Regions from separate parts of the Homo sapiens genome. Here regions 1 and 3 are each linked to region 2. Evidence: chromatin contacts called from ENCODE Hi-C or POLR2A ChIA-PET data. All regions are on one chromosome and are shown on one strand. The core of a region is the stretch at or near the end of the contact, and the rest is flanking DNA. Distances in the headings are between cores, read along the strand shown.

Evidence for each region. Hi-C counts contacts between places; a loop is a spot of excess contacts on that map. ChIA-PET counts read pairs that join two places held with the same protein, here RNA polymerase II (POLR2A). Pooled maps may share reads with other maps.
Region 1: a map of ascending aorta shows a loop between it and region 2 (7-fold over the local background). The contact joins the promoter of MMD here to the promoter of TOM1L1 in region 2. A Hi-C loop is called at or near these places in 1 of 168 maps with a recorded cell type or tissue (ascending aorta) and 6 of 50 pooled maps.
Region 3: a loop to region 2 is called in a pooled map, with 2.9 times the contacts of the local background. The contact joins the promoter of PCTP here to the promoter of TOM1L1 in region 2. A Hi-C loop is called at or near these places in 1 of 37 single-sample maps with no recorded cell type and 4 of 50 pooled maps. POLR2A ChIA-PET finds 5 or more read pairs at or near these places in 1 of 52 experiments (HepG2).

What each region holds. Positions count from the first base shown.
Region 1 is chr17:55,419,507-55,423,456 of GRCh38, reverse strand. It overlaps MMD (monocyte to macrophage differentiation associated), which reads left to right and starts at 1,622. Exons shown (of 7, transcript NM_012329.3): 1 at 1,622-1,787. The coding sequence starts at 1,762. RefSeq lists a silencer at 1,222-1,681.
Region 2 is chr17:54,898,725-54,903,196 of GRCh38, reverse strand. TOM1L1 (target of myb1 like 1 membrane trafficking protein) reads right to left here and starts at 2,345. Exons shown (of 16, transcript NM_005486.3): 1 at 2,274-2,345. The coding sequence starts at 2,331. LOC124904033 (a long non-coding RNA gene) reads left to right here and starts at 2,460. Exons shown (of 2, transcript XR_007065854.1): 1 at 2,460-4,472. RefSeq lists enhancers at 2,031-2,120, 2,141-2,250 and a silencer at 2,331-2,670.
Region 3 is chr17:55,748,965-55,753,431 of GRCh38, reverse strand. PCTP (phosphatidylcholine transfer protein) reads right to left here and starts at 2,381. Exons shown (of 6, transcript NM_021213.4): 1 at 2,188-2,381. The coding sequence starts at 2,328. RefSeq lists a silencer at 2,244-2,583.

The sequences.
Region 1 (3,950 bases), core at 373-2,872, 520 kb before region 2:
TGTTTTGTTTGTTTTGTTTTAGAGAAGTGTATTGCTTTAAAACAGGGAGAGATAGTCTGACGTACTGAAAGGAGGTGGGTCTTTAAAGTTAGCGAAAGGTAGGTAGGAGCCTTACTTTTGCCTTTGGCAAGTTTATTGACCACTATAAGCCTCAGCCTTATCTGTAAAATAAGTTGGATAATGCCCATCTGGAGGAGCTCTTGGGAAGATTGAAGCATGGAAAGCACCTCTCTGGAAGGTTCAAGGAAAGGGAACTAGAATTATGGGTGACAGAATTCCCTGGCTTTCCAATGCTTTACTGTAGGTCGAATGAGCACTCCTAGCAGGCTGGCCTCATGCCACTTCAGAGTCTCTAGCCTGCAGGCTGGGGGCTGGGTATGGACACGATACCTGGAAGGGAACACATATAACTTCCATCAGTGATCCTGGAAAGGCTCGACAAATCACCCATTCATTCATTCTGTGTGTATGTGTGTGTGTGTGAGAGAGAGAGAGAGAGACAGAGTCTCACTCTGTCACCCAGGCTGGAATGCAGTGGTGCAATCTCGGCTCACTGCAACCTCTATCTCCCAAGTTCAAGTGATTCTCCCATCTCAGCCCCCCGAGTAGCTGGGATTACAGGAGCCCGCCACCACTCCCGGCTAATTTTTGTATTTTTAGTAGAGACAAGGTTTCACCAAGTTGGCCAGGCTGGTCTCGAACTCCTGACCTCAGGTGATCCGCCCACCTTGGCTTCCCAAAGTGCTGGGATTACAGGCATGAACCACAGCACCTGGCCCATTCATTCATTTTTATTTGAACTTCTCTTCCAGGAAGCCCTCTGAGTTTAGGTTTAGCGACAGGACCCTGATTCAAGTCAACTCGTTTATTTGAAAGCTGCCTGGATAAAAATAAAATAAAATAAAAAATAAACTGGAGGATAACATAAAAGGATCCTTGCAGAGGATTCCTCCTTTTGTGGATCTCACTGAATCTCAGAGTTAGAAGACGCTCAGAGATCTCAACTCCCTCAAGGGTCAGACAAGGACAGGTTTTTCATTCTGCCCTGGATCCTCTCACAATAGCCTCGCGGGAGCTGGCCCTCAAAATGATGAAGGAATAAATGAAAGGAGGGATGGAGAAATTAATGATGAAGAAAAAATGAATGAGGTAGGGCTGCTTGTTTGCTGCTATTTTCTTCACAATGCTTTTAAGATTTCCTGGTCCATCTCCTCCTTCACCACTTCTCTCCCTCCCTCGATCTCTTCTCCAACTTGTCTCTTACAGAAGGGCGCCGCGTTCCCGCGCTCCTCCCCTTCCCCTCGCCCCGCCCCTCCCCAGCGAGGCCCCGCCTCGCTGCCCGAGCCCGGCGGGAATGAATGGCAGCGTAGCCGCCGCGCCGCTCGGGGTGCCGATTGGCTGACCGGCGCGCTGACGCGCCGGCGACCGCGGGTGCACGCAGGCGAACAGAGCCGGCGGGGGCGGAGCCGGGCTCCGGGGCGGGGCGCAGGAGCCCCGGGGCGGAGGAGCCGGGGAGGCGGGAGGCGGGAGGCGGGAGGTGTTGGGGCCGTTGAAGCGGCCTCCCTCCCGCCCCCAGCCGCCCGGTCTGGCCCCAGCCCTGTCCCGACCCCCGGCCTGGCCCACTCCGACCCTACCCGGCCGAAGGGTTCCGCTGGACACGCAGGCGGCCTCCGGAGCAGCCCAAGCCCATGAGGGCCGCGCGCCCGGCCGCCGGTGCTGACGAGACGGAGCTCCTGGCCCCCGAGGAGGAGCAGAGGATCAATGCGGTTCAAGAATCGATTCCAGCGGTGAGAGGGATGGCGTCCCGGTCCCGCTGCCCGTGTCAGAAGCGGGTTCCCAAATCCCGCCGTTAAGCGCACGGCTCCCGGCTCCTCACCTGGATTCATCCTGGGTGGATCCCGCACCTTGGCCAGGGATCAGTTCCCTGGGGATTCCCCACCCTGCTGTCCCTGGGCGATCCCCTTCCTCCAAGGATGGGAGCTCCTGCCTCACCCGGGTCTCCCCTCGCGATCTGCGGACCTCAGATGGATTCCCGGCCCCGGGACTCCAAGCCTGTCCTCCTTCCCGGGGATCCCTTTGCTCCTGGGGCTCACCCTCCCGACCCCCATACAGGCTGGGCTCTGGCTCTCTCTGGGAACCCGAACCCCAGCCCCGGGCACCGCCCCCGAGTCCTCCGACCTGGCTTTGGCCTCCATCCCTTTACCTCCAGGGTGGGGGTCTCCCGGGGCGCGCGGAACGGGGTGGCGCCCTGCGGAGAGATTTGTCGTAAAGCGGGGTGCTAGGCATTTTGGGTGCTTTGTGAACGGCCCTAGCAACAGGGAAACTGAGGCACGCTCCGCCAGCTTAGCCCTGCCTGGCCGTGTAGGGGCCTTGCTGGTTCTCCAGCTGAACGTCCCAGGGCGGTGCTATTTTTGGGCTCTGCGAAGGGGCATGTTAGCTTTCGGGTGGCGAGACCTGCTGTGGAGGCGCCGGTGTTAGGAAACGAGGAGGAGGAACCGTGGAGGCGCCACCGGAAGGCTGGCCGACTGCTCATTCACTGTAGAGCTGGTGGAAATGCCGGGCTGGGGGGCGCCGTGGCCTTACTCCCCTCTGGGGCTCCACCGTCTAACAATGGATGGAGGTTAGCCCATGACTCTGAGAGGAACTCCGGGCTTTTCTTTTCTGTTTAAGTGGGTGAAAGTTCACCTCTCCAGGGCATATGGTAACTGCATCCCTTTGTGTGAATTCCCGGACCTTCACCACCAGCATGTTTGCTGGGGGTGCAGTGACAGGGGAAATTTTAAGAAATGCATGAAATCTTCCAAGAAGGTTGTTGAGTTTTTAGACACTACCTTTTATTTCAGAATTTTAAAGTACACATTTTTTTTTTCTTTCCAATCTCCATGCCCTCACTGCCCTCTCACCCATCTCATTCCTCCCCCAGTCCCAAAGGGTAAAGGAGGCAACAAATGCACAGAAGAGTTGCCATGGTCTGGGCCACCAGGAAGGGGATCAGCTTGAAGACTTGGATTGACTTCTGAATATATTGCTTATCAGTCAGGGTGTTGAATGCTTGGCACTGTTCCCCCAGTGGAACTTCATACCGGTGTGTCTAAGGGCAAAATGGAACCGTAGTGTTCTGACTTTAGAACCTGATGTCAGAAATGAAGACCGGAGGGGCTTTTAGAGAGAATGTAACATGCACTCCAGTCATGATCAGTGAAGCCCTGTGCATGCGGTTTGATTTGGTTTTACTTCTCTACACGTCTGTGCTCTTCCTGTTTTCAGAGAACAGTGGCAATATTCTGTGAAATTGCCCCTTCCTTGTTTGATTAAGAGTTTGTCATTCTTACCTATACCTTTGGATCCTCTAAAAAGAAAAAAAACAAACAAACCCTGTTCAATTATTTGTTGCACAAACGTTAAAACTGTTAAAACAACAACAACAACAACTTCATTTAGGATGCTACCCTCTCAGCTTATTGAACTGACTTTTTAATTATTTTTGCTGGACACTGATCTCTCCATTCCTTATTAGCACAGTTGTAATGTGATTTTTGCGCTATTATTCACTTAAAAACTAAAAATACAGGTATTTTCTTTTGGTGTGGCATAGACTGTAATTTTCTTGGGGGCTTGTGTGTTTCTCAATGGATATTTAACAGTTTCTTTCTTGATGACATCTAGATCTACCCTGATTTTCTTTGAAGATTTGTGTGATCTCATAATTTCTTGGTTTTCTATCATAAGCTAGGTTGGAAACATAGTTCTAAGCATCAATTTTAACTTGGAAATAAAGCCTATAAACAAAAAGTAATGTAATGAGAATGTCCTGATTTTTGTGGTTCACACATTAAAATGCTGAGAGTAGTACTATTCTGCATCTTTTAATGCTGTGTTCATGATATATCTTTCTGAGCATTCCCAGGTAGGTAAATTGCAAAGGAACTGGAGGGAGAGACACACTGTCT
Region 2 (4,472 bases), core at 1,096-3,595:
CTCTGGGGGGACAGGAGGAAAGAACTTTTAAAGGAGAGAAGTAATCCGTTGTTCTTAGGAGCCAAAACATTGGCACAACTCCAAATAAAAGTAATACGTTTATTGTCCTATCATCTTAATCTCACGATTCCTTCTAATTTTACCAATTATTATAACTTCAACCAATACTTGCAAAGACACTGCTTACCTCAACTATGTAAAAACTTCCATTGCATACACTTTTACTTTCAGCCTTAATTATTTCAAACTGGCGCTGGATAACTATCCGAACTAATAATAATAAGCATCTAAACTAACCACAGCTGCACCAGGCTGACCAGAATGCTTCTGCACTTGGAACCCTATGATTAGATAATCAGGCATCTTTCCCTCTCCAGACAGCCGCTTTAAGAATACAAGATGTTATCTGGAAAGGGTAATGGAACACTCAGTATGAATGCGCTAACATCTTCCTAAGAGAAGGACAAGATCCCTAAGCATGAAAACACCGGGTTCTGGGGGAAATGGAGAAAAAAACAAAAAAGATAGAGAAGGGGAAGAATAAGGACTTGCTTGGGGGAACCCCAAAGTTTAGCTTGCTTTCAATCCAGGAAAAGAACCACTTGAGGCGGGGCCCGGTGGCTCCCGCCTGTAATCCCAATCACTTTGGGAGGCCGAGGTGGGTAGATCACCTGAGGTCAGGAGGTCGAGACCAGCCTGGCCAGCATGGTGAAACTCCATCTCTACTAAAAATACAAAAATTAGCCTGGCGTGGTGGCATGTGCCTGTAGTCCCAGCTACTCGGGAGGCTGAGGAAGGAGAAGTGCTTGAACCCGGTAGGCGGAGGTTGCAGTGTGCCGAGAGCTACTGCACTCCAGCCTGGGTGTCACTCCCCGTCTCAAAACAAAAACAAAAACAAAAACAAAACAACAACAACAAAAAACTTGAATCTGGCACCGAATGGACAAAGCTTACCTCCCTAGAAAAGAAAACTCCTATTCACCCTTCAAAAGCCACGCAGAATTCATTTCTCCCTTCTCCTAAGTTTTGTGTGTTTTGCATTTTCTTGCATTGCAAAGGTGCCACACAAAACTGTGCCCGTCTTCTCTACAAGAAAGTGAGTTCCCTCAGGTTTGAGACCACGTCTCACCTTGGCCTCACCAGTGCCTGATCCAGGTCCAGGCACATAGCTGACAGTTAGTCCATGTTTACAGAATTAAAAAATTAAGCAGAAGAACTGCTGAAGTTTCGTTTGCCTATGAAGACACAGTCTGAATCCATTTCTGCTTGGGGTTCATTCTAATATCCAAAAAAGCACAGCCATTAAGGGAAAGCATCTCCTCAATGGTAGCTACTCTGACCATCTTATAAGGATGTGTAAACTAAGGTTCTGTTTAAGTGGTGTGTTCGGTGTCACAGCAGTTAGTAGAGCTGTGATCTAAATTTTCCAAATCTGGGCCTCTTTACTACAACTACTAGGTTCTCACGATTTCATCACCCCACTAAGTTCCTGACATCATCACACTTTGCCTGGCATTAATATGCACTCGTGCCACACCCAATTCCCAAGGGAGGAATCAGGGAAAAGAAGGAGCAGTGAGCTGGTGCTGGTAGGAGTCCAATCACTGGCTTCTACATACATCATGCAAGGTACATCCGGAGGAGAGAGAAATCATTTAGGTGGATGCTGGTGTAGTCCCTAGTGGCCTGCGAGAGACCTCCGTGGCCCCAGATGGCTCCTATGTTCCCCTCCTCTTCACTCCAATGCCAAGCATTTTCATTCTCTTTGTTTACCCAGAAAAGTAATCCAGGTTGTATAAGCTTGGCACTAGAGAAAACTGGTTTGGGGAGACCTGCCCCTCACAGTAAGGCCACATCACTTAGTCTCCCAGAGCCTCCTCTTCTGATCTGTAAAACGGGCATAACAATACCGTGCCCTGGAGAATGTGCCTTTAGGAATAACTTCCCCTACCGAGAAGTTTCTGGTGTCTCCTCGTGGAGGCCCAAACACTCCATGCCTGACTCCCGCGGTTCACCTGTTTGGTTCCACTCCCCAGGCGGCATCGAAAGGAAGGTACATTTTTGAGGACTGAGGTTCTACAGTGAGTTGGCCAAGAAGGAAACGACGAAAGGGGGCCGGGTGGAATGCGGGTGCCTTGGGAAAGTTGCGGGGGGAGGGGAATAATTTTTTCAAGTTGGACTAACTCCGTCCTCTGCAGGCCGAGAATGGATCAAGCAGGAAAGGATCCCACGGTCCCCTGCCTGCCTGGGCGTCTCTCCCCGCGCCTCCTTACCTATGAGGTGGCCCACGGAGGTCGCGTAGGGATCCCGGTGACTCTTGCCAAACGCCATGGTAGCGCCAGAGGGCCGGGCCCAGGAAATCCGCCTCCACCGCTCTCCGGCTCCCGACTCCACCCGCTCGGTACCCTTGGCTCCTCCTCTTCGCCCGAGCGCTTCCCGGGCTCTGGCAGAGGCGGTGCGTTCTGCGCTGCCGCTGCGGGGCGCGGGCACCGAGCGTGAGGAGCTGGGCGCGGGGCAGGGACGCGAGGGCGGGGCTTCGGGACGCCCAGCGCACCTGCAGCGCGCCCTGCGGGACCCGCGAGGAGGCTGCGCTGCCGGCTGCAGGTGGTACAGGCGGGTAGTGGCGGGTGTATGGAGCCTGCGAGAGTGGCGCGGCCGCCCGCTCGGATCCCAGGTGGGCTTTTCGCCCCGTGCAGGAGGAGCAGGCAGCCCAGAATCTCCAGCCTGGGAATTAGAGACCCAGGCTTTGATCCTGCCGCTTGCTGGGCACCTTGTCATTCTTCTCTGCGCCTCTTTGGCTGCCCTGGGTAGACCAAAGATAATAGGGGGTTAATAACACAAACCTCAGAATTATGAGAATTAAGGGAAGGACGTAACCGATTATGTCGGTGTCTGGTACCCACAAAATAAATAGTTAGCCACTGAATATACTGAATAACTAGAAATATTTACCCTCGACCTGCCTTTGTCCTAGAGATCCGGGAGGGGAGGTGTGCGCCCTGCCCTTTAAAGTTGTGGTCATGTCTAGGAGGAAGGATTGGCTTCGAATTTAGGGCTTCCCAGGAGCAGGCCCTCTTTGTCTCTCTACTATTTCCTCGAGGGACCACAGGGCGCCGCCTCGCAAGCTCTTGTTTTCTAACCCCACCTTCTGGGAGCCGTGTTTTCCAGCCTGATTCTAAAAACGGGAGAGGGGCTTTCCGTTTCTTCTGGCAAGGAGTATGCTTGGCTTTAGGCCTGCTTTGTAATGTAGGTTGGAATCTGAGAAGCCCAACACCTTTCCAGCTGCCCCTTCAGAACCAGAATTTATTTCCTATTCCTTTGCATTCAATTAACATCTGATTGGCGATGTTAACAATCTCCAGCCAGCAGGAGCCTGCCAGAGAGTGAGGTGTCCCCAGGCGATGTCAGATAGCCATAGATGAGCTCCTGGTGCTTGTAGATCCTGTTTCCTGTAGTCTAACTGCCACCCATTTCAAGTCTGTTTTTTAGCCCTGGAGATGGTGACTAGGGAGACGAAGGGGACCTGTTTTGACTTATGTCCGTGGTCTTGTGAATTTTAATATAGAGGTCAAAACCAATTGCCATGCACTCCAGGAGGCTAACATTTAATTATCTGTAACTCAATTATTTATAATTTTTCTTGACCAAAGTGAGCCAAAACCTGGGATTCTAAAATCTAGAATGAAATATTCTTGTTGTGATGATATGTCTCATAATGGGATTTGTCCCACGTGTAACTAATATTCTCCACCTGCCTATTCAGGGCGAGTAGCTATTTCAGATGTTGCCGTTTATCAACTTCCTTACTCATCACTATAGCCTCTGCTGACACTGTTGAAAACCTCTTTTGTGACATCACCAACCTAATCTGTATTCCATGCCTCTAGCAAAATATTTTGCCTTTTCTGCAACCTAGAATCAACCTACAATCTCTGAAAAAGAAAACCAATTTTAGCTTAGGCCAATGTTGGTGTCAGTGGCCTTCTATCAGTTAATGAGAACGAGAAAGGAACCGAGCATCCAGAGAGATAGATTTTTAACATACTTCTATGTGGGAGGTTTTTCTTTTCGTCTTCTTCTTCTTCTTTTTTTTTTTTTGTTTTTTTCTCCTATGTCTGATTTCCTTACATGACAGGACTGAGGCACCGAGAAAGAGGAGAAACAGTAGCAAGGAGTGTCTTCTGGACTTGATGCTTGGGTGAACAGAACCAAGGTTGATGAGTGCTACCTGTGTTCTATCTCAGCAATGCCTGGCAGAAGTTTTTCTCTCTCCCTGTGCCCTCCAGGGTGTTGTGGTGGTTGTTGCAGCCTTCTCTTCCTGTACTCTGTTCCGTTCTGCATGATCCCTCTTCTCTCCAGGCATGAAAATCAACGTGGTTAATGTTAGTAAAGTCTAGCAGCGGGGACAATAGAATTCACAGCTAAGTTGAGGTCAGAGAAGGAGCAGAATCCCACAGGGGTAAAATGACACC
Region 3 (4,467 bases), core at 1,132-3,631, 850 kb before region 2:
CAAAACACTTAGCACCTGAATTATAAGAAATCATGCAATAAATGTTAGCTATTACAGTGATGATTATTATTATTTCTGCAATCAATAGGCCACTGAAAAGGTAGTGATAAGATCACTGCTTCTCAGATGTTTGACTGCACTGGAAGGTGTAGGATAGACAGGAGCAGAGAGCTGGTAGGCCAAAAACTAGTTAAGAGGTCACTGCAATTCTAAGTGAGGGGTGCTGAGTACCCAAAGTAGCAAAGATAAAGGAAAGAAAATGGGAGGAAATAAGCCAGATGCTAGACACGTCTGAGCAGTTGAATCAACAAAACTTGGCCAAAGCCTTGATGTGGCTGGTAAGAAAAATGGAATAGCAGAGAAGATAAAAGAATTTTGCCTGGCTGGGTGTGGTGGCTCATCCCTGTAATCCCAGCACTTTGGGAGGCTGAGGGCTGAGGCAGGAGGACTGCTTGAGCCCAGGAGTTCCAAGACCAACCTGGGCAACATAGCAAGGCCTCATCTCTAAAAAATAAAAATTAAAAGAAAGACTTTTTCTGAAAATGTATCAATTTTCAAACTAAGGTACCTTTTAAAGTTACCCTAAGAAATTAATTCTGCCTGTTCTAGACTGTGAACTTCTTGATCATCTTGTTAAACCCAATGGTCCTAGTACACAGCAAGCATTCAGAGTTTGTTGAGTGAGTAATCCATCAAGATATAACATCTGTATACAGAAAAAAAGTAAATATGGCAGCTTAGCCACTTGCAGTATCTGCTGTGTTCTGGATTATGTAAAGGCCAGCCCTACTAATTTGTAAGTATTCCAAATAGCATGTTTTACAGTCCCACTAACTGGAGAGGGACGGACTGCATCCAAAGCAAATATATATGTATTTAGACAGGAAATTTCTTCATAATACCTATATTCTCCATTTATTTAGAGTAGGGTTTCTTGACCTTGGCAATATTACAATTTGGGACTGGATAATTCTTCCCCGGGAGAGGTATGGGGTCACTGTCCTGTGCATTGTAGAGTTATTTACAGCTATCAAATTTTCACACATATCTGACAGATTGGATTTGAACCCCCTAACAACCCTGCAATGAGACAGGCAGAGTTTTCATTCCTGCAATGAGACAGGCAGAGTTTTCATTCCTGTTTAACAGGTGAGCAACTTCTAAATATTGCAAACGTTTGTTTTCTGTTTTAAAATATAAAAACACTATATTTGATGTAAACAAAAATGCAAGTGCCTAAAAAGGCAACCACATGTTTGACATTCACAAGATCATGAACCCTCCAATCCCACCTCTGCTATTCACTTATCTGGGCCATTTCAGGAGTGACTTCACCCTTGAGGCCTGTTGCTTTCACCTATGAAACCTGGGGTTTAACCAGGTGAGCATGAGGTATCCTCCTAACTCTAACACTATAATATCCTGGTCCTGTATTAGGAAACTTCAGTTTCACCCACATTACCTGCAGGCGACTTTTAACCTACTTGCCATGCTGCGACTATTACACAAAGCAACTGATGACAAGCCTTGGATGACAGGCCTCAGGGGCAATGCCTTCCACCTGGATGGCTACCTGATTCCAAAGACTTCAACAACCAATCCCATTCCTCCTACATCTTTACTCCTGCCTGAAGATTCGGACTCAACTTATTAAGAGCAACTTGGAAGGAAGGGGCAACAACCAAAAGAAACGAGTCACTAAAACAGTAGGGCCCTTCTCGGCAACCCCTGACACCACCCTGCACATCCAGTCCTTGAAAAGTTCTGTTTCTTTTCCTCCTATATCCAAGCCCTAAGATACCGCCCCTCCCCCACCCCAGCCCCCATATGCCACTGACACGCATTGGAGAGTGAGGATCAACGTCCCTTGCAGACGTGTGCACGGGCCTAGGAACCAGCTGACCCACGTTTCAACTGTCATTAACTTCTAACTACATGCCCCGTCGGGCCTGACCTGAGGCTGAACTCCTGTGACCTTCCAACTCCCCTGGATCTGCACGGCAGTCACTTGGAGGCACCGCCCCTGCGCTAGCTCCAGAGCTTGAGACAGGGTCCGGGCGGAGCTCCTTCCTGAGCCGGAGAAGACGCGCCCCTGTCCCTTCCGCGACTGCCGCCCCGCACTCCCTGCGGGGAGGTCGACCCCGGCGCATTCTAGGCCCCGCGGTCCTCCAGCGGGTTGGCCGCTACCTTGTCCAGCAGCCGGTAGATGCTGATGCCCGAGGTCTCCACTAGGAGCTGCCAGTCGGCCCCGGCCAGAGCGGGCTGCTGGAGCTCGGCGCAGGCCTCCCAGAACTGCTCCTCCGAGAAGCTTCCGGCGGCCAGCTCCATCCTTCCGCAGTCCGGGCTCCTCCGCCTGGAGGGCAGGCCGCGGACACCCTTAGTGTGGGCCTGGGGGCGGGGTGACCGGGCTGCCCCGGCTGCCCCGGCTGCCCCAGCGTCATTGGCAGGAAACTGAGGAGAAGGCGGGGCCTAGACTGGAGGAGCGGCCTGAGGGTGGGGCCCTGGAGGGGCGGGCCTAGAAAAGCGGGCGGGGCTGAGCAAGGAGTGAGGAGGATAGACAAGAAGTAAAAGGAGAAAAATTGGACTTGATGTGGGGAAGGAAGGAAGAGCTGGAGAAGTAAGGAGGCTTCCAGAGGGAAGGGAAAAAGGAAGGGAGACAGTGATGTCACCTCAAAAACAGCTCCTCAGTAGCCTATCCCATACTCCCTGCTACTCCCATAACCTACAGACCTGTTTGAGTGTCTCTCATTTACCTTTCTGAATAAAGTAGAGAAAGTCTCTTTGGTAGACATGAGAGGAGAGGTGGGCAGAGTAGAAATGCTGGAAAAATCCTAAGGGGTCAAATGCCAGAAGTGTATTTCAATATAATTTCTCTTCTTTCTGCTATACATTGTAAAACATTATTCTGAGACGAGGTCCATTGGATTCCCCAGAAGACTCTAGGGGTTCATAACACCAAAACAGTTTAGAAACCTAATCCATAATGGATCTACAAGGTTGTTGCCACCCTTGAGGGTAGAAACTGATCTGAAAGGTGTCGTACTATCCACCTAGGATTTCTGCAACTTGCATAATTTAGCTCACTGTGCAACTCAAACATCTTCTTGTTCCTTTGAAGTCCCTTGAGTAATACTGTATTTCCCACCAGCAGACTGTACTACCTGACTTTGAATAAAGTAGGTCGTTTGAACATCAAAACGATGTAACAGCCACGTGAGTGCCAATAAACTCTGGAAACTCATGTTTCCTAATCTGTAAAATGGGTCAAGAATTGTGCTACCAGTTACAGCTGAGGAGGTGGTTGGACAAGGAATAATTTTCCACAGTGCCCGTCCAAGTAAATGTTCAATAACAATTTCCACTTGTTTTGCATTACTATATTGAAATGCTTTTCTTTCCTTACTTGAAAGAAAGTTGATGGCAAAGTCTTAATTTATGTGATTTTCCAATCAGGCAAATGATCACATTTGGCAGCTTGCTTAGTTAGACACAGCAGAGATAAATAATTGCTTTCCTCAAGTCAGTCCTGGTTCTGTTTGGCTTTATAGGTGTGGAAAGAGGGATGTGAAATTTTCCTAGACTAAATGCACAAAAGTTTAGGCTAGACATACTTTCCCACTGTTTTATAACTCCTTGTAAATTTTCTATGTATTGTAAATCCATATTTTATTTAAATGGAAATTCATTGCTTGAAAAACCAATTGTGTAAAAACTATTGGCTATGAAGTATTTTCAAGTATCTTCAAGGAATCCATTATAAAGGTTTGATTTGATAAAGCTTTATTACTATATGGCAATAGACTAATGGAGACAAGCATAAGAACACAAACGACATCATGCAAGATATAAAGCACGCACTTCAAATTGTATTTATTGTATGTGTTTAAAAGTGTGTTGCCTAATAAACTCAGGAGAAAAATAAATATATCCTTGAATATGCTGAGATTTACACTCAGTTATTTTATTACAGTTAATGAAAGAATAATGTTAGGAAATATTTTATGGTATCTCTAAAGTCTAAAAACAGCTAGGAAAGGGATCCAGGAAGGCCTGTTCTTGAGAAGTTGCCTTAATAGCCTGTTTCCTTTGTGAAAAAAAACTCTCTGAAACAACTTCTGGCAAAATGGCAACTAAAGCTCCTGGCTTCAAACATGGAAATGTTGGTTAAAACGTGTTGAAAATAGTTGTAAATACATGGTTTAGCTGAAAAGTGAAAAAGGATACTTCCAGGTTTCAGAAAGGGAAGAGAGAATGAAAGCCAGCAACACCAGCTCCTGAATATTCTTAGAATGGATGATTGGTCCTCTCCCCACCTCCCCATGCAGTGTTTCCCAGTGGAGGAACTTCCATTAGGGAAATGTTTGACCTCACTCATTTGCTCAACTCCTACTCTGGAGAAGATGGGTGATTTAAATGCAGCCATGCATTGCTTAATGACAGGGATATATTCTGAGAAATGTGTCATCG